2 separate regions of the Homo sapiens genome follow, and region 1 is linked to region 2. Evidence: chromatin loops called from intact Hi-C (ENCODE). Cell type or tissue: ascending aorta. All regions are shown on one strand. Links, peaks and the distances in the headings refer to the core of each region. The heading gives the core; the rest is flanking DNA.

Region 1 (8,000 bases), core at 1-8,000, 370 kb before region 2:
GGGACAGGAGTTCCCTGCTGGACTGGGAGGCACGGCTCCCTTTGATTCCTGGCACTGCAGTGGTTGATTGGTAAGTGGATATTGAGTGCACAGGATCGTACACCATCCCAATGTCCACCAGGTTAGGAAAAGGCCTAGAGAGAATAGCCAAAGTCAAAGCATTTTCTACTGTCACTGCTTACCACGCTTTAAGCCAAAGTCAGGAAAAGGCAGGCTAGGGGTGCTGAGTGGTGAATTACATGGACTGTGCCCCAGACCTCCAGACCTCAGTGTCTGAAAAACAAGTTACTCATGAAACTGGTTTTAGACTCCAGGAAAAACACATTTATGTGGCTTGCTGTTCATAAAACACTTCCATATATATGAACTGATTGAAATTTTCACTGTGACCCCAGTAAGCAGTTAAAGTTTATCGATATAAGTGAGGAAATAGCCAGGTCAGATGTAAATCACAGACCTTCAACAGGAAACAGTGTTCCTTCTCTCGGCTATCTCCAGTGCAAGTGTTAAAATACAACGAAAAAGGCTATTGGGGAAAGTCTGAATAGGGCAGAGGACGGCTCTGCTTCTAAAGCACGTGATGTTCTCCCCACCTTTGTTGTCACGCATATGAGCATCCCTTGCCAGCCTAGGGAGGCTAACCACACAGGACAGAAAATGTCACTCTTTCTCCAGGAATAGGTATTATCCCCAAACACTTTGATTTGATGATAAAGTATATCAGTTTTTCAGAAACCTATTTCCCCCATCAACTCCCCACCTCTAGGTTCAACCTGGAAAATAATCTGCACGCATGTGTATGAGTTTTAGCAGGAGGGGATATGCATGTACACATATGCATATACATACAGGTTTATTTAAATGATTGGATCTACACTTTTGGAGGCTATTTGAAGTATCTTATCAAAATAAAACGCATTTTAAGCAAGAAGTTAAAAAAGCTTTTCAGACCCGAAGGCCATTTAATACAGTAAATCTTACTTGGGTAGTTTAGCAAACATTTTTTAAAACCCACATCCAACAGATTGGTTAGTATTAGATACACAGATTTGGTTTCAAAGCTGAAATACCCCTGGTGGAATAAATCTTCTCATGAAATTCAGTTATATTATGCCACAAAACAGGGACACTTATCTATTGACAACTTAAATATTAACTCAGTGGGCTACCTGGTGATATAAATAGGAAAAAAACAGTGGTCATGGATTAGGAGTGAGAAGACTATGACACCAGCCTACCTTGGACTGGGACCGCAAAGGATGTTAAAATCTATCCTAGAATTTAAAACAGGAAAAATGTCAAATATTCCACTCCCCATTCGGCCCAAACCATCCCCCAAGGAATACACCCCCACCCCACCCCCACATGAGGTTTACTAACCAGCTGCTACAGATGTTACTATGTCACTAATTAACAATGATCACAGAAAATGTGTCATACCAGAGTTTTTGTTATCATACACAATGCATTAGTGGCTGCAGGAATCTTCCTCCAAAAGCTACCGTCAGAAGGCAAACTGACAAATGTCCATGCCGCTGGTCCAAGAAACCACAGCTAAGAGCCATGAGGCATTCATTTGTACATTGAGCTCTCTCTGGCATGCTCCCCACTCTAGTTAGAGGGGCTGGGGTATGGAGAGACCGTCCCAGCCGGGCGCTGCAGCCTCCTACTCCTGGGCCTCCTTGCGGGTCAACTTGTAGATCTCAGTGGGTCCGTCCACATGGGTGATAGTGGTGGTGAGCTGGAGTTCTTCCCCACTATGGACACCCAGATCGCCTGAAACAGGGTTTTCGGTGTTAGATGCATTCAAGGAGGAAGGAGAAGCAAGCTGGGGTTCATCTCATGGACAACTGCCCTGATGCTAGCCCTCTTTGACATTCTGAGCACACAGAGACACCTAGGGCACACAACATTCAGAACAAGGACTAACTCCAAACCTGTTCACTTGGACTTTGCAGAACTTTTTAAAATACCATTTTTGGCTCCTAGATGACAGTCATTAAGATACGTGAGTCAGCTCACTGCTGATATTATTCATAGTAATCATTAACATTTAATGAGCATTTACTTTGTGCCTGACGCTATTCTAATCACTTTGTAAGTGATCTTCTTTAATCCTCGCAGAAGCCCTCTGAAGTAGGCAGTATGAACGTGCCAGCCTTACAGATGAGGAAGCTGGGAGGTAGGCAAGGTAATTGTCCTGGGTGGAGGAGCAGGCCCACAAGAGAGCTGGCAAAGGAACATCTGATGCCAAGACCAATGTGATGGGCTAAACCAGCATAACACCCCTCCCAACGGATGGGTCAGTCAGGCACCAACACATTTGCTATGAATAATTTACAAAATAGGAGCCAGGTGCAGTGGCTCAGGCCTGCAATCTCAGCTACTCGAGAAGCAGGGGTAGGAGGACTGCTTGTGGCCAGGAGTTTAAGATCAGCCTTGGCAACAGAGCGAGACCCTGACTCTAAAAAAAAAATTTGTTTTAATTACCTGCGTGCAGTAACTCACACTTGTAACCTCAGCTACTCAGGAGGCTGAGGCAGGAGGATCACTGGAGCACAGGAATTCTAGGCTGCAGTGAGCTATGATTGCACCACTCACTCCAGCCTGGGTGACAGAGTAAGACTTTGACTCTAAAAAAATAAAAAAATAAACTACAAAGCATCTATGTCACGTGAAAGCAAATAAGACCTGCTTATATCTATCCATAGATTGGGGAAGGAGCCATGTCTAACACATCTAGGAACAATGAGGGGCTTTATTCTCCAGGAAAAAAGAAGTGCCAGAAACGTGCTGTGCATTTCCTTCTGCCCTCAGGATTGTCCTAAGTGTTCTGAACTCATTATCAGTGGACAGTGTTCTGCTAAAATGGAATAATTTGAACTTTTCTAAATTAGTAGGAGAAAAAAATTTTCTCTAAGTTAAACCTCGAAAACTCTGCTACCTGCCATAAGACAAGTGAATGTATAAACAACAAAGGGAAAATGGAAAACGCAACCACGCTCAGTCTGACTGTGTGTGGGGGTGCACGTGTGCACACATGTTTGTGGAGAGGGGTGCTGGGGAATAGAAAGTTAAACTTGTGTCAGTGATTTTTATATTGTGCACATATCATATGATAAGTTTTCTGGAACTGAAGTTTTTCTAATTTAAAGCATAGAATTAAGTAACTAAATGCTGTTTTCCATTGAAATGCCATACCATAACTTAGAAGCAGCCTTGGCCCTACCCTTAGGACTAGTAATCTTATCACTAATTTAAGAACTGCTAGGCATCAATGAATCTGGTGGCCTTAGAACCCCAGATGTCACTCCCACCCACTGGCCCAGCAGGCTGCTTGGCTGGTTCCCTTCACGTGTGCCACGCAGTATTAGTTTCTCATCGTAGACCCATTTCTCTGTGGCTGCACAGCAAAATCAGTCCTATTATTAAATGCCACCCTGTAAGCTCTCTACCCAGGAGATTCCCTGGCCTCAGAAGCAGACTCATTGGCTGCTGCAGAGGACTGCTGAAGACATTTGGGGCTGTTTTGGCAAGGGTCTAATCCACAGGACTATGGGTAGAGAAGGCATTAAAGGGGCATCAGTCCAGCCTCCAGCACATCCACATTCATCTGCCCTCAAGCCAGAGCATAGATGCCAAGTAAGGCTGGTGAGAGGCTTTAGCTGGGCTACTTTGGGCCAAGCTGAACCACCACTTGTACAGTGAGCAACTACTCCCAGGCCAATAACTTGTATTCTCACTGCTGCAACATCTAGTCCACACCTCAGTCAAGCACAAGCAGTCTAAGCTTCACATTTCTCAGTCAAAGCTATTTCTGGATTTGCATATCTGGGCTAGCCATCAGAACTTCAAAGCCAGTTTCATGATCTGCATGTCTGTGTGAGTCATCAAAATTTCAAAGAGTCCTGACCACCCCAGTGGACCCATTAGCACTCATAACCGTTTACCTAAGGAATCCCTTTCCCTGAGGACTTCTTAGAAATAGATGCTAGAGAGTAATTCTACTCAGGCTTTGAACCAAAGATGTTAATTCTTTAAACTTAAAATATGACTCCAATTAGCAGATCTTAGAATATGCATATGATCCTACAGATCACTTGAAAAAACAGCCAAAATTGCCTTGGCTTCTTTATTTAAATGGATACCTATGTCATAATGCTTAACACGTGCCTGACACAGTTCTAAATACTGTACAAATATTAATGCACTTAATTCTCATAGCAGTCCTCAGAGGCACTATTATCATCACTCCCATTCTGCCGATGAAGAAACTGAGGCACAGAGAGGCTAAGTAACTTGCCCAAGGCCCAAGCTGCTAAATAGTGTGTGGGATTCAAATAAATAGGTGCCAGGATGCAGGCTCTCAACTTTTGGGTTCTGCTGCCTCTTCTTAAATATTCAAGTTTCCAGCAGCCAGTGAGACTGCCAGTGAGGTATGAAGTCCACACACACAGCATTACAGCTAAAAATATCCGCATACAGCCGGGTGCGGTGGCTCACATCTGTAATCCCGGCACTTTGGGAGGCTGACGGCGGCGGATCACTTGAGGTCAGGAGTTTGAACCAGCCTGGTCAACATGGCAAAACCCTGTCTCTACTAAAATTAAAAAAATTAACCGGGTGTGGTGGCGCATGCCTGTAAGTCCCAGCTACTCAGTAGGCTCAGGCAGAAGAATGGTTTGAACCCGGAAGGCGGAGGTTGCATTAAGTCAAGATCGTGCCCTTGCACTCCAGCCTGGGTGAGAGAGTGTCTCAAAAACTAAACAAAACAAAAAACTACACATAAAATAATTTGAATAAATTGTTTAGCATATTTACTTTGCTTTTGTATCTGATAAATTTATAGCATATAAATCAGTGCACTGACAGGAGAGCTGTTATAAATTTATGAGTATTGGCCATATGCACTGTTAGGGGTTTAGCATGCCCTGTATTTCCTTGTACGATGTGAAGCTACTGTGGCATAATTAATTTCTCTACTGTGCTGGATGAGGACCCAGATAATGGGACTCCATGCACCAAAATCTATGTTTCACATGTGATTTTATTGTACCTTGAAGGCCAACTGTTCCCCCTTGGGGAATGGGTGTGTGAACGTGGCAGTAACATAGCACGAGTGGAGATCCCTCCACTTGCCTCCTAATTCCATCACCTCCTACTTCTGCCAAGGTCTTGCTCCATCTGTTAGTTTCCCCCTCTCTTGGCTCCTGCTGTTCAGTGCACAAACATGCTCAAAAGTCTCTTCCCATCTCAGACAAGAAAAAACCCTTCTGAAAATGTGATATGTGTCTTGGGGTGAAAAAGAGTGAGAAAGAAAAAAGAAAAGAATGCTTTAGTTTGCAGTAAATTTCTCTCCCTGGTTATGATGTCAAATTCATCACAGCTCATTAACAATTAGATGACGGTCTATTTCTTCCTAACCTTGTGAAATGAGACCAATCTCTGGCACAGATTTCATCCCAAAGGACTACGGCAATGCATCCATATGTGTGGAGTCACATCCACAGGTGTGTAAGCGGCTGCTTGGTTGTAACTGCCTGGAATGCCTAATGAGGATGAAGAAAGCCATATGCACTGGAGACAGCTTCTTAGGACCGGCAGCATTTTAATGACAATTGTTTGTGTATCTGTGCCCACTTCAATAAAAATGACAACAGCTACTCTCATTCTGAGGATGTATTACAGATTCCGGGAGAGATCGGAGGTACCACTAGAGGTCTTCTAATATTAATAAGGCCTACGTACTTCCATCCTCACCACTACCAATGCAAATTAACACCCCACTGCCCAAGTGTGAAAGCCAGGGAGCTCCCATACCATGAGTTCATATTTGTTCTCAAGGTCATACACAATGTGTGCCGGAGCCAAGATTCCAAACCATCTGTGTCTACCTCCAAAGCTTATGTTCTTTCCAGAACATTCATGACCTATCCTTTTTTGTAGAATTTTCCCTAGGCCCACACCAACCTCTCTCCTATTCACCTTCAAAGCTAAGTTCAAATGATAACTTTTTGTAACGAAGTCTCTGGTTCACAGCAGAATGAGAAAAACAGAAAAGTGTAGTATTTTAAAGCCAAATTATTTTCATGCAAAGAACTGCTTAAGAATATGTCTGCCTTACATTTTTGGTGTTAATATGATTGTTATGTTAAAGAACAAAATAGTGTCGCTGGTGCAGTGGCTTACATCTGTAATCCCAGCACTTTGGGAGACAGAGGCAGGAGGACCACTTGAGCCCAGGAGCTGGAGACCAGCCTGGGCAACATAGAAAGATCTTAACCAAAAGAAAAAATAATAATAAAATGGTGAATGGTAGGTTTCTTCTTCTTTTTTTTTTTTTTTTTTTTTTTAGATGGAGTCTTGCTCTGTCACCCAGGCTGGAGTGGAGTGGAGCGATCTCAGCACTGCAACCTCCGCCTCCAGGGTTCAAAGAGATTCTCCTGCCTCAGTTTCCTGAGCAGCTGGGACTACAGGCGCATGCCACCATGCCCAGCTAATTTTGTGTGTGTGTGTGTGTGTGTGTGTTTTTAAGTAGAGACAGGGTTTCACCGCATTAGCCAGGATGGTCTCGATCTCCTGACCTTGTGATCCACCTGCCTTGGACTCCCAAAGTGCTGGGATTACAGGCGTGAGCCACCGCACCTGGCCTTTTTTTTTTTTCCAAAGAAAGTAAATACCCAGGACAGTATGTGGTATATAGTAAGTGCTCAAAACACCCATGAAAGATTTGCCTGGTGCAGGCAAGGGCAGTTCCTCTGTACTCTGCATGGCTGGGTCTAGCCTAGCATATCGGCACTGGTGTTCTTCCCCACTGGCATTTAGGAAAACACCCTCAGTTAGAAAACAAGTGTGCCTTGGGATAGCTCAGCTTTGAGGATCCCTTCTGGGAGATGGGGCAGAGTGGCTTTGGTGGACAGGGTTAAGAGCCCTGGGTCCAGTTGTCTCTCGGTGCCTGTCAACCCCAGAGGTCATTTATTCCAGGCTTGGAGCGAGCCATTGCCCATGGACCTCCAAAGCACCTCCTGACACTTACTGCCAGGCAGTAACTGCAAGTGGGAGAAGAACACAATAGAACTTATTAGTTTGGGGGTAAAATCTTGGTGTTACAGGCTGAATTGTATCTCCCCCAAACTCTCAAATTCATATATTGAAGTTCTAACCCCTAGAACCTCAGAATGTGACTGTGTTTAGAGATAGGGCCTTCTTAAAGAAGTAATTAAGTTAACAATGAGGTCAATTGGGGATGGGCCCTACTCCAACAGACTGGTGTCCTTTGAAAGAAAAGGAGATTAGAATATAGATATACACAAAGGGAAGACCACGTGAAGACACAGGGAGAAAGTATCCATCTACAAGCCAGACAGAGAGGTCTCGGAAGAAACCCACGTTGGTGATACCTTAATATCAGACTGTGAGAAAACAAGCTTCTGTTGTTTAGGACACCCTGTCTGTAGTATTCGTATAGCAACTCTAGCAAACATTTAGGAAGCCGAAGGTTCTTCCCAAGAAGGTAACTGAGATGTCCCTATCATGGTGGGGTGACAAGAATTCTAAGACTCAGAAAAAATGATTTTAATTGACTGGGCCAGGAAAGGTCAGGTCACTGGCACAGCAATAGCCCTGGGAGAGGCAGGGGGCAGAAGACACCTGATTACAAACAGCTGAGCAAGGGGTGCCAGGCTGGTGACGGTCCATCAGTTGGTTCCCACCTTCACTGGGGAATGGGAAAACGCTTTTAAGACCTGCTTTAGGGTCTGGGTCCAGCCCGTGTGACAAGACCAATCCCATCAGTGCTCACAGACATCAAGAAGCTCAGCTGGCCATGGGCAGATCATCTAATGTACAATCAGGGAGATGGCGTCAATAAAAGGGGGCAACCAATGTCAGGGCCTCAGGACTTAATCCAACGCTTTACCGAGGCAACAAAGCCAAAGCCATCTTTCCTATGAAACAAGGGGCAGGAGACCTCAGAAACCTCCAGGAGTAAAACTGACATC
Region 2 (10,701 bases), core at 1,258-9,257:
ACAATAGACTAAATCATATTTAAAGGACAAGAAAGGGAAAGAATCAAGGCAACTATAGGGAAGGCAATGCAATTTATTCAGATAGGAAACCTAAGAAGACAAAACTTAGGTTAGAGGGTGATAGTCATTTTTCTATATGGTTTATTTGAAGTGCCTTTCCAGGAGGCAGATGAAAAAACATGGGCCGAAAGCTCAGGAAAGATATTTCAGGAGAGGCCTGAAAGTCTTAAGAAAAGTAGGCGAAGACATGGCATGAGATTGCCTAGGGAGAAGGTGAAGTAAGGACAAGGGCAGGAACTTGAAGATGGGAGAGTTAAAGGATGAGCAGCAGTAAAGGAGCCCACAAAGATAACTGGGGAGTAGTTAAGAGAGGGAAGATTTGTAGAGTGCTATACAAAATGGATTATTCATATGATTGTTATTGTAGTTTACTTGTATGACATAAATCATTTTTGGTACATAGGAAACAATAAATTCTTAGACATTTCATTTGAAAAGTACCTAATGTTGTAGGAAAAAAAAAGCATGGGCATTAGATTCCACAGGCCTAGTTTAATGGATACATAACAAAGAACCGTAGGTCATAAGAGAAAAAGCAATTATGCTGACCTGTGGGAATCAGAAAAGCTCCACAGAAGAGGCTATAAAGGAGCTGAGATTAAAAGAAATGTATAAGTTTACTAGCCTGACAAATGTGTACAGTGTCTCACGGTGGAAAAACATTTCAGGCAGACAGAACAAGATTTGTTGAAGCATGGTCTCAGTTTCCCCATCTGTTAAAAGGGGTTAATACCTACCCTGCTTGGCTACTATAGCAATTAAGTAAGAACACATATGTAAATCATCAAACAGAGTTTCTGTTATATCTTAACTGCTTAATAAATATTCTCTTTAACCTGTGGTATATTTCTTCTGTTATCATTGTTATTTTTTGAGATAGTCTTGCTCTGTCGCCCAAGCTGGAGTGCAGTGGTGCAATCTCAGCTCACTGCAACCTCCACCTCCCAGGCTCAAGCAGTTCTCGTGCCTCAGTCTCAGGTGTGTGCTACTACACCCAACTCATTTTTTGTATTTTTAGTAGAGACGGGGTTTCACCATGTTAGCCAGGCTGGTCTCAAACTCCTAGCTTCAAGTTGATCCGCCCACCTCAGCCTCCCAAAGTGCTGGGATTACAGGCATGAGCCACTTTACCTGGTCCTGTTATTTGTCTGTTATTTATTATGTAAGATTTGCTATTATCCTATTACATGTATTCTTAAATTAAATTATATGTTTGAAGGGAAGGATCTGTGAACTTATAATCTAGAAACTATGCAACTAAAGGTCAGTAATATGTCCTTAAAATGTTATAAAGTGTTCAGAATATGCGGAAGTGATAATACATCAGTATTTCCCTTCCAATTCCCTACTTTATTATATATGCTAACACTTAAAAACTTTAAATTTTGTAGCAATTAACTTTCACATTACAATTTTTCTAAATGATTTTAGTTGAACTAACAGCATTAATAGTTTTCCAAAGAAATAAAACTTCTTTGAAGAAGCTGCTGTTATAGTAAAAGTATAATATAAGTAGAGATAAAACTTTACAGTAATTCAGTTTTACAGTTACATATCTGTTCATTACCTGAAGAGCTGGTTGTTATCATCAACATTTTCTGATCCCCACCTCCCTTTGATATCTTCAATTACATGATTCTTAAGAAATTTCCTCAACAGTTGGATAGTCTGTTGCCTTGTAACTTCAGGACCAAAATTGCTATTATTTCTTAATAGGTCATAAAGCCAATCCACTGCTTCTCCTGCTGTGAAACAATTGCCATATTTTTTAAAGTGTTGTCTGTGTTTTCTTAGAGGCATTCCTGCTCGAAAAGATGTGGTAACTTCATTCCACTGTAAAAAGAAGGAAAATATTTTTAAAAAATTGAAGAAAAATTAAATCTCATATTGATTTGAAGTACATTAGGTAAAGAAAATTCTTTAATTCACATCTGATTATATCATAAAAATTCTTGAAGAATCATTCATCTTATTTGTGCCATATAAAATTTTATATCTGGCCGGGCACGGTGGCTCATGCCTGTAATCCCAGCACTTTGGGAGGCCGATGCGGGTGGATCACCGGAGGTCGGGAGTTCGAGACCAGCCTGACCAATATGGAGAAACTCCGTCTCTACTAAAAATACAAAATTAGCTGGGCATAGTGGTGCATGCCTATAATCCCAGCTACTCAGGAGGCTGAGTCAGGAGAATCACTTGAACCTGGGAGGCGGAGGTTGCGGTGAGCTGAGATTGCACCATTGCACTCTAGCCTTGGCAACAAGAGCAAAACTCAGTCTCAAAAAAAAAAAAATTATATCTTACACTGCTTTCTTTTTATTAATTCTAGTGCTGTAGTAATATTTTTATGTAATAGCTTTTTTATTAGAAGAACTTCATTGGCTGATCTAAGATCCTTATTTAAGATCCTGAGCTTATTTAAGAAATCTGGAAATAAGGAAGAACTACAATCAATAGAGAAAACATTCATCCCTGTTTTTTACCTCAATTAATATTAATGTTGGTAGCACTGTGCTTCACATTCATTATTTCACTTTAATTACCCCAATTCTATGAATAGGTACTATTAATTTCTCATTTTTCACATAAGGAAAATAAAGCAGAGAGATTAATAAAATGACCAAGGTCACACAGCTAAGTGATGAACCTAGGCATTCAAACCCAGGTGTGATTGACTCTAGAAACTGATATTGAGCTGCTCACTCTGTACTGGCCTGAGGACACAGTAATAAAAATGACAGAAAGGGACTCTGTACTAAGGGAGATTACAGAACGGCTTTCCTGAGATGCAGTACAGGGTAGTGGCTTTAAGAACAGGCTCTGGAGTTAGACTAGTAGGGCTGGTTTCCCAGCTCTAGCTCTGCCACTATTGTTTATGACTTTTTGGGCCTATCTTCAATCTCTATGCCTCAATCTCCTTAACCACAAAACAGGGACAAAAGGACCTAACGAATGGGCTTATTGGAATGATAAAATGATGTAATATATGTGAAGTACTAGTAAGCATTCAGTGCATGTTTTCTTTTTCAGCGTGCTTATACTACTTTCATCTAATGGGTTTTAAATAATGTGGCAGGACTACTGATTGAGGTTCCTTCCTGTCCTAAATTCTATCCTTCATATTGGTAAATATAGCCAATAACTTACTAAGTAGCAGAATCCATGTAAGATCGCCATACCAGGAAGATCTGAATTCTAGCTCTGCCACTTGCTGTTGATGTGACTCTAGAGGGCATTTAACGTCTGTGAGCCTCAGTGTGCACCTGATAAAGTAGGGCTAATAATACATGCTCGTCTGAAGGGCATTCCTAAGAGGAAAATGCTTGTTATTCTGCAGATCACAACACACTTTAAAAAACAGCATCCTCCTGGGAAACCCCTTAAGGCAAGCATGTATTAGTAACCTTTACCAATGTGGAAACAGGCTCACAGAAGGTAGGGGACTCACCTAACGTCACATAACCAGCACCACAGTATCCTATAGAACCGAAGACCCAACTGCACAAAACGCGTTAGGAGTGCTGTACGTGCAATTCAGGGACCACCAGCAGTGGTTACTGATGGGTACTCAGAAATACCGTTTTGAAACAGGCAGCTGTTATCCTAGTGCTATTCGGCCGATACATCCTGCGTTAAATTCTATGGGTTCAATAAACAAAATTGCCACATTCGGGCTTGCCCCCCACCTAACCCTACAAAGCTTTGGACCTCATTCCCAATTGTTCCCTAATTCTGAGGCGGGTAGAAAATCAGGCGAGGTGAGCGGCCAAATCGGAATATTCTAAGACGCCCCCACGGGACGCCGGCCACACCAGGCACAGGAGTCGCTCCTCATAGCGAGTCTGGTGCGGCCTACGCGCGGCGCTTCCTTTCGGACCTGAGGCCCAGACCCTCAAAATAGAGGGAGCGGTGAGTCTGGCAAGGGTTGCATACCCGCTACTTCTCCTCGCCAGCCTTTTCACTGAACCTAGGGATCCTGGGACTCATCCCTCCGACCGAGGTAAAACTGCGAACGGTCGAGGTAAAACTGCGAACAGTGGTGACTGCCGTCAGCCCGCTGACCGGTCCCGTCTATCCGAGCTGTCTTACCAGCTTGGTGGCCCGATAAGGCCCGGGAGGCACACCCTGACTCTCCATAGGTCTGTCAGCGCCCGGTGGCGTCCATGGCGGCGAAGGCGACACTCAGGCCCAGCGGCCGCGGCAGTGGCGAGTCTCGGCACAACCGTTGGCCCCGCCGCCGATTTGAATAGCATAGAGGGCTGCGCGGATTGGCCGCGCCGCGGGTCACGTGACGCCACAGCCAGGCTCGGGAAGGAGTCGGCGAGGGCCGCTCGGCTGCGTCCTGGGGCTCCAGTAGCTGGCGCGGGCTGGGGTGGGCTGGGCTGGCCTGGGACCGCCTCGATGGGACAGGCTCGGGTTTCCCTGGCGCTGTTTCTCCCTCCTGCGGTCTACGGCGAGGCGGAGTCACAGAGTCCTGTTTTCGTGCTCAGAGGGGATGAGCTCTTTAGTTCCAAACGAAATTATTTGGAGTCCAGCCTTTGGTTTAAGGGAATTTGAAATTTGAAAAGACAAGAAAATACGGTTTTTCTGCCTGGCCCTACAGGATCTTCAGCAGTTAGCTTAGAAGGCAAAGCAACCTGATGGATATGTGTCGCAGTTTCTCTCTCTGCTGCCTATCCTCTCTCTCAGCAGGTGCCATGATTCTCTGAAGTGCTAAAATCTAGGTTCAGAACCCCCTAATTGTGCAGTAAAATGGATCATTCAGAACCCCCCAGTTGGGTAATAAAATGGATTATAGGTAGTCTTTCTTAAGTACATACAATGTGGGGCTTGGGAAAGGTTGTGTACAACTTGTCAAATTGCTTCCCTTAAACTCTACCACTGTATAAGAATGTTGGTTATGTTTGGATCGTGATTATACACTTAAAATTTCACTAGGATCTTAGAAAATAAATCTTCAACAGAAGTCAATTTTCAAATGACAAAAACTACATTCCGAGAGTTGAAGAGACTTACTCAGTCTTAGGTCTCCTTGGCAAAGCACAGACTTCATGCTTTTAATAAATACCCTGTCACCAGTCTGAAACTATCTGATGCTAAGAATCCCTTAGTAAAGTGGGAGATTGCTTGAGTGATTTGAAGCTGTGGAAGAATTCACTTGGAAATTAAATAGCAGTTTAAGAGGATAGGATGCAGTAAAAAGAAGAGATAAAGAAAAATGTTCAGGGAGTGGTAGTGTAGGTCTGTGGAGTTTTCCTTAATTTGGGCAGAAGCACATCTATTTTCTACCAGGACCAGTGGGTAGGAATTTTCAAAAACATACTTGGTAAACAGGAACAATCTACTCAATTTTCCACTTATGTTAAGGAAAAGTAAAATGATTGATGTTACAAAATAATGTTAACTGTTTCTTACCTGGCTTTATGATACATTGTCCCAGGATTTTCGTTTTTCTTTTCTTTTTCCTTTCAGAAGGAAATGGAGATGAGACTGTGGAAGCCAAAATTTATTTTTGCCCAGCTCCCCAAGTTGAAAATCATCTCACATACAGCCTTTGATATAGGTAGCCACAGCTTAATAGTACCTTAATAATCCACTGTGGCTGTGGATTCACTCTGCACCATCCACTTTCACATTTATAGTGTCTTTAGATGATAAAATATTTAAAAGTTAGGTTTTTGTTAAATGTGAGTGGTCTGAGTTTCTTTAAGGTAACTTTACATACCTTTGCTCTTAACAATTATTCATTGATTGCATAGTTTAAATCTTGGAAGTCATTTTATTTCCTCTCATTACCAATTCTGCGAGAGTCACTTTATCATCCTTTTCCTAATTCTCCTACATTAGAATTTCTCAGAGTGGGTTAAAAACTACATGTTTTAGAATTTCCTGCAATACCTGTTAAAATGCTGATTCCTGGGATTCCCCAAATCCTGATTGGGGTGTATGTATATATGTGTATGTATGTGTGTGTGTGTGTGTTTGTCATGGGAGGGAGAGTACAGGGTAAATGTGTAGGGTTGGAGGAGGCTGTATCTCTGAAGACTGTGCAGCTGAGATGCTGTAATGCCCATGAACTGCCTAGCTGTGGACTTATATATGAAAGAAATATGAGCCTCTGTTAATTTACTCTTCTAGCTGAACCTAACCTAATCTACTCATTGTGATACAATGAGTATCACAAAAGAAAATGAGCTCTCTTCTTTTGTCTGCCACCATGTGAGATGTGCCTTTCACCTTCTGCCATGATCGTGAGGCGTCCCAAGCCACACAGAACTTAATTCAGGTAGCTGGAGAGATAATGGTGGATGGGAGGCAGGACTAGATTGCAGCTCCCACTTGGATGGAAAGAGCAGAATGTGGAGGCTTGCACTGTGAACTTTTGCTCCAGAATGACTGCAGGAATAAATCAGGAAAGCTGAGAGAATTGATAGACCATCTGAAGGAAGTGGATTGCTCCTGCAGGACCCGGAAGACACCCCAAATACTGTGCTGGCTGGTATCCATGACTGAGAGACCCACAGACAGTTCACATCACACGACTCTGTGCAGACAACCCCCAGTACCAGCCCAGAGCCTGGTAGACTTGCTGGGTGGCTAGATCCAGAGGAGATAACAATCACTACATCTTGGCTCTCAGGAAGCCACATCCCTAGGAAAAGGGGGAAACCACTACATCAAGGGAACACTCCATGGGACAAAAGAATCTGAACCACAGCCTTGAGCCCTAGGCCTTTCCTATGACAGAGCCTACCCAAATGAGAAGGAATCAGAAAACCAACTCTGGTAATATGACAAAGTTCTTTAACACCCCCCAAAAATCACACTAGCTCACCAGCAATGGATCCAAAACAAGAAGAAATCCCTGATTAACCTAAAAAAGAGTTCAGAAGTTTCATTATTAAGTTAATCAGGGCGATCCAGAGAAAGGCAAAGCACAATTTAAGGAAATCCAAAAAATGATACAAGAAATGAGGGGAGAAATTTCCAATGAGATAGATAGCATAATTAAAAAACAATAAAAACTTCAGGAAACCATGGACGCACTTATAGAAATGCAAAATGCTCTGGAAAGTCTCAGCAATAGAATTGAACAAGCAGATGAAAGAACTTCAGAGCTCAAAGACAAGGTTTTTGAATTAACCCAATCCGACTAAGACAAAAAAAAAAAAAAAGAATAAGAAAGTATGAACAAAGCCTCCAAGAAGTCTGGGATTATGTTAAATAACCAAATCTAAGTATAATTGGCATTTTTGAGGAAGAAGAGAAATCTAAAAGTTTGGAAAACATATTTGGGGGGATAATCGAGGGAAACTTCCCTGGCCTTGCTAGAGACCTAGACATCCAAATACAGGAAACTCACAGAACACCTGGGAAATTCATCACAAAAAGATCATCACCTAGTCACATTATCGTCAGATTATCTAAAGTTAAGATGAAAGAAAGAATCTTAAGAGCTGTGAGACAAAAGACCAGGTAACCTGTAAAGAAAAACCTATTGGATTAACAGCAGATTTCTCAGCAGAAACCCTGTAAGCTAGAAGGGATTGGGGCCCTATATTCGGCCTCCTCAAACGATTGGGGTCCTATATTCAGCCTCCTCAAACAAAACAATTAGCCAAGAATTTTGTATCCAGTGAAACTAAGCTTCATAAATGAAGGAAAGATATAGTCTTTTTCAGACAATCAAATGCTGAGAGAATTTGTCACTACCAAGCCAGCACTATAAGAACTGCTAAAAAGACCTCTAAACCTTGAAACAAATCCTGGAAACACATCAAAACAGAACCTGTTTAAAGCATAAATCTCACAGGACCTATAAAACAAAAATACAATTGAAAAAAAACCCAGAAAACTAAGGTATACAGGCAACGAATAGCATGATAAATGGAATGGAACCTCACATCTCAATACTAATGTCGAATGTAAATGGCCTAAATGCTCCACTGAAAAAATACGGAATTGCAGAATGGATAAGAATTCACCAACGAACTACTTGCTGCCTTCAAGAGACTAACCTAACACATAAGGACTCACATAAACTTAAGGTAAAGGGGTGGAAAAAGTCATTCCATGCAAATGGACACAAAACATGAGCAGGAGTAGCTATTCTTATATCAGTCAAAATAAACTTTAAAGCAACAGCAGTTAAAAAAGATGAAGAGGGACATTATATAATGATAAAAGGCCTTGTCCAACAAGAAAATATCAGAATCCTAAGTATATATGCACCTAACACTGAAGCCCCCAAATTTATAAAACAATTACTGCTAGACCTAAGAAATGAGATAGAAAGCAACACAATAATAGTGGGGGACTTCAATACTCCTCTGACAGCACTAGACAGGTTATCAAGACAGAAAGTCAACAAAGAAACAATGGATTTAAACTATACCCTGGGACAAATGGACTTAACAAAAGGCATTCTACCCAACAACCGCAGAATATACATTCTATTCATCAGCGTATGGAACTTTCTCCAAGATAGACCATATGATAGGCTACAAAATAAGCCTCAATAAATTTAAGAAAATTAAAATTATATAAAGCACTCTCTCAGACCACAGTGGAATAAAACTGGAAATCAACTCCAAAAGGAACCTTCAAAACCATGTAAATACATGGAAATTAAATAAACTGCTCCTGCATCCTTTATTGGGTCAACAATGAAATCAAGATGAAAATTAAAAATTTCTTTGAACTGAACAATAATAGTGACACAACCTGTCAAAACCTCTGAGATACAGAAAAGGCAGTGCTAAGAGGAAAATTTATCTTCCTAAACACCTACATTAAAAAGTCTGAAAGAGCACAAACAGACAATCTAAGGTCACACCTCAAGGAACTAAGGAAATAAGAACAAACCAAACCCAAACCCAGCAGAGAAAGGAAATAAGCAAGATCAGATCAGAACTAAATGAAATTGAAACAAAAAAAGAAGATAAATGAAATAAAAGCTAATTCTTTGAAAAGATAAATACAGTTGATAGACCATTAGCAAGATTAACCAAGAAAAGAAGAGAGAAAATTCAAATAAGCTCAAATAGAGGAGATGGATAAATTCCTGGAATGATACAATCCTCCTAGCTTAAATCAGGAAGAATTAGATACCCTGAACAGACCAGTAATAAGCAGTGAGATTGAAATGGTAATTAAAAAATTACCAACAAAAAAACTCCAGGACCAGATGGATTCACAGCAGAATTCTACCAGACATTCAAAGAAGAATTGGTACCAATCCCATTGACAGTATTCCACAAGATAGAGGAAGAGGGAATCATCCCAAATTCTATGAAGCCAGTATCACCCTAATACCAAAACCAGGAAATGACATAACCAAAAAGAAAACTACAGACCAGTATCCCTGACGAACATAGATGCAAAAATCCTTAACAAAATGCTAGCTAACCAAATCCAATGGCATATCAAAAGATGATTTTCCATGATCAAGTGGGTTTCATGCCAGGGATACAGGGATGTTTTAACATACACGAGTCAATAAATGTGATATACCACATAAACAGAATTAAAAACAAAAATCACATGATCATCTCAATGGATGCAGAAAAAGCATTTGACAAAATCCAGCATTGCTTTACGATTAAACTGTCAGCAAAATTGGCATACAAGGGACATACCTCAATATAATAAAAGTCGTCTATGACAAACCCATAGCCAACATAATACTGAATGGGGAAAAGTTGAAAGCATTCCCTCTGAGAACTGGAACAAGACAAGGATGCCCACTCTCACCACTTCTCTTCAACATAGTACTGGAAGTCCTAGCCAGAGCAATCAGACAAGAGAAAGAAATAAAGGACATCCAAATCAGCAAAGAGGAAGTCAAACTGCCACTTTTTGCTGATGATATGATTGTTTACCTAGAAAATCCTCAAGTCTCTTCCAGAAAGCTCCTAGAACTGATAAAATAATTCAGCAAAGTTTCTGGATACAAAATTAATGTTCACGGATCAGTAGCTATTCTATACACCAACAGTGACCAAGCTGAAAATCAAATGAAGAGCTCAACCCCTTTTACAGTAGCTGCACAAAATAAAAACAAATAATAACAACAAAAAACTTAGAAATATATCTCACCAAGGAGAAGAAAGATCTCTACAAGGAAAACTACAAAACATGGCTGAAAGAAACCATGGATGACACAAACAAATGGAAACACATCCCATGCTCATGGATAGGTAGAATCAATATTGTAAAAATGACCATACTGCCAAAAGCAATCTACAAATTCAATGAAATTCCCATAAAAATACCACCATTGTTCTTCACAGAACTAGAAAAAAGAATCCTAACATTCATATGGAACCAAAGAACATTCCACATAGCCAAAGCAAAAAGAATAAATCTGAAGGCATCACATTACCTGATTTCAAACTATACTGTAGAGCCATGGTCACCAAAACAGCATGGTACTGGTGTATAAATAGTCACAGAGACCAATGGAGCAGAATAGAGAATGCAGAAATAAGCCCAAATACTTACAGCCAACTGATTTTTGACAAAGCAAAGAAAAACATAAAGTAGGGAAAGAACACCCTATTCAACAAATGGTGCTGGGATAATTGGCAAGCCACATGTAGGAGAATGAAACTGAATCCTCATCTCTCACCTTATACAAAA

What was found. Peaks named below come from ENCODE experiments on the same cell type or tissue, not always from the same donor. Only the 100,000 strongest peaks of a DNase experiment are listed, where the experiment ranks them.
Region 1: a loop joins it to region 2, with 4 times the contacts of the local background. A loop is called at or near these places in 3 of 110 quality-filtered maps.

What each region holds. Positions count from the first base shown.
Region 1 is chr1:68,124,560-68,132,559 of GRCh38, forward strand. It overlaps WLS (Wnt ligand secretion mediator), which reads right to left. Exons shown (of 12, transcript NM_024911.7): 12 at 801-1,776. The coding sequence ends at 1,667. All of the region lies in intron 8 of GNG12-AS1 (GNG12, DIRAS3 and WLS antisense RNA 1), which reads left to right. Among named protein-coding and RNA genes, the nearest start is that of MIR1262, 55 kb to the right of the region's middle. In ascending aorta, for the core only: no CTCF peak of the experiment used is centred there; a DNase peak (open chromatin) is centred at 4,513; H3K27ac peaks cover 1,745 bases.
Region 2 is chr1:68,492,803-68,503,503 of GRCh38, forward strand. It overlaps DEPDC1 (DEP domain containing 1), which reads right to left and starts at 4,280. Exons shown (of 12, transcript NM_001114120.3): 1 at 4,150-4,280; 2 at 1,628-1,893. The coding sequence starts at 4,197. DEPDC1-AS1 (DEPDC1 antisense RNA 1) reads left to right here and starts at 3,874. Exons shown (of 3, transcript NR_110671.1): 1 at 3,874-3,969. RefSeq lists enhancers at 3,961-4,010, 4,121-4,180. In ascending aorta, for the core only: a CTCF peak has its summit at 4,521; a DNase peak (open chromatin) is centred at 4,389; H3K4me3 peaks cover 1,968 bases; H3K27ac peaks cover 728 bases.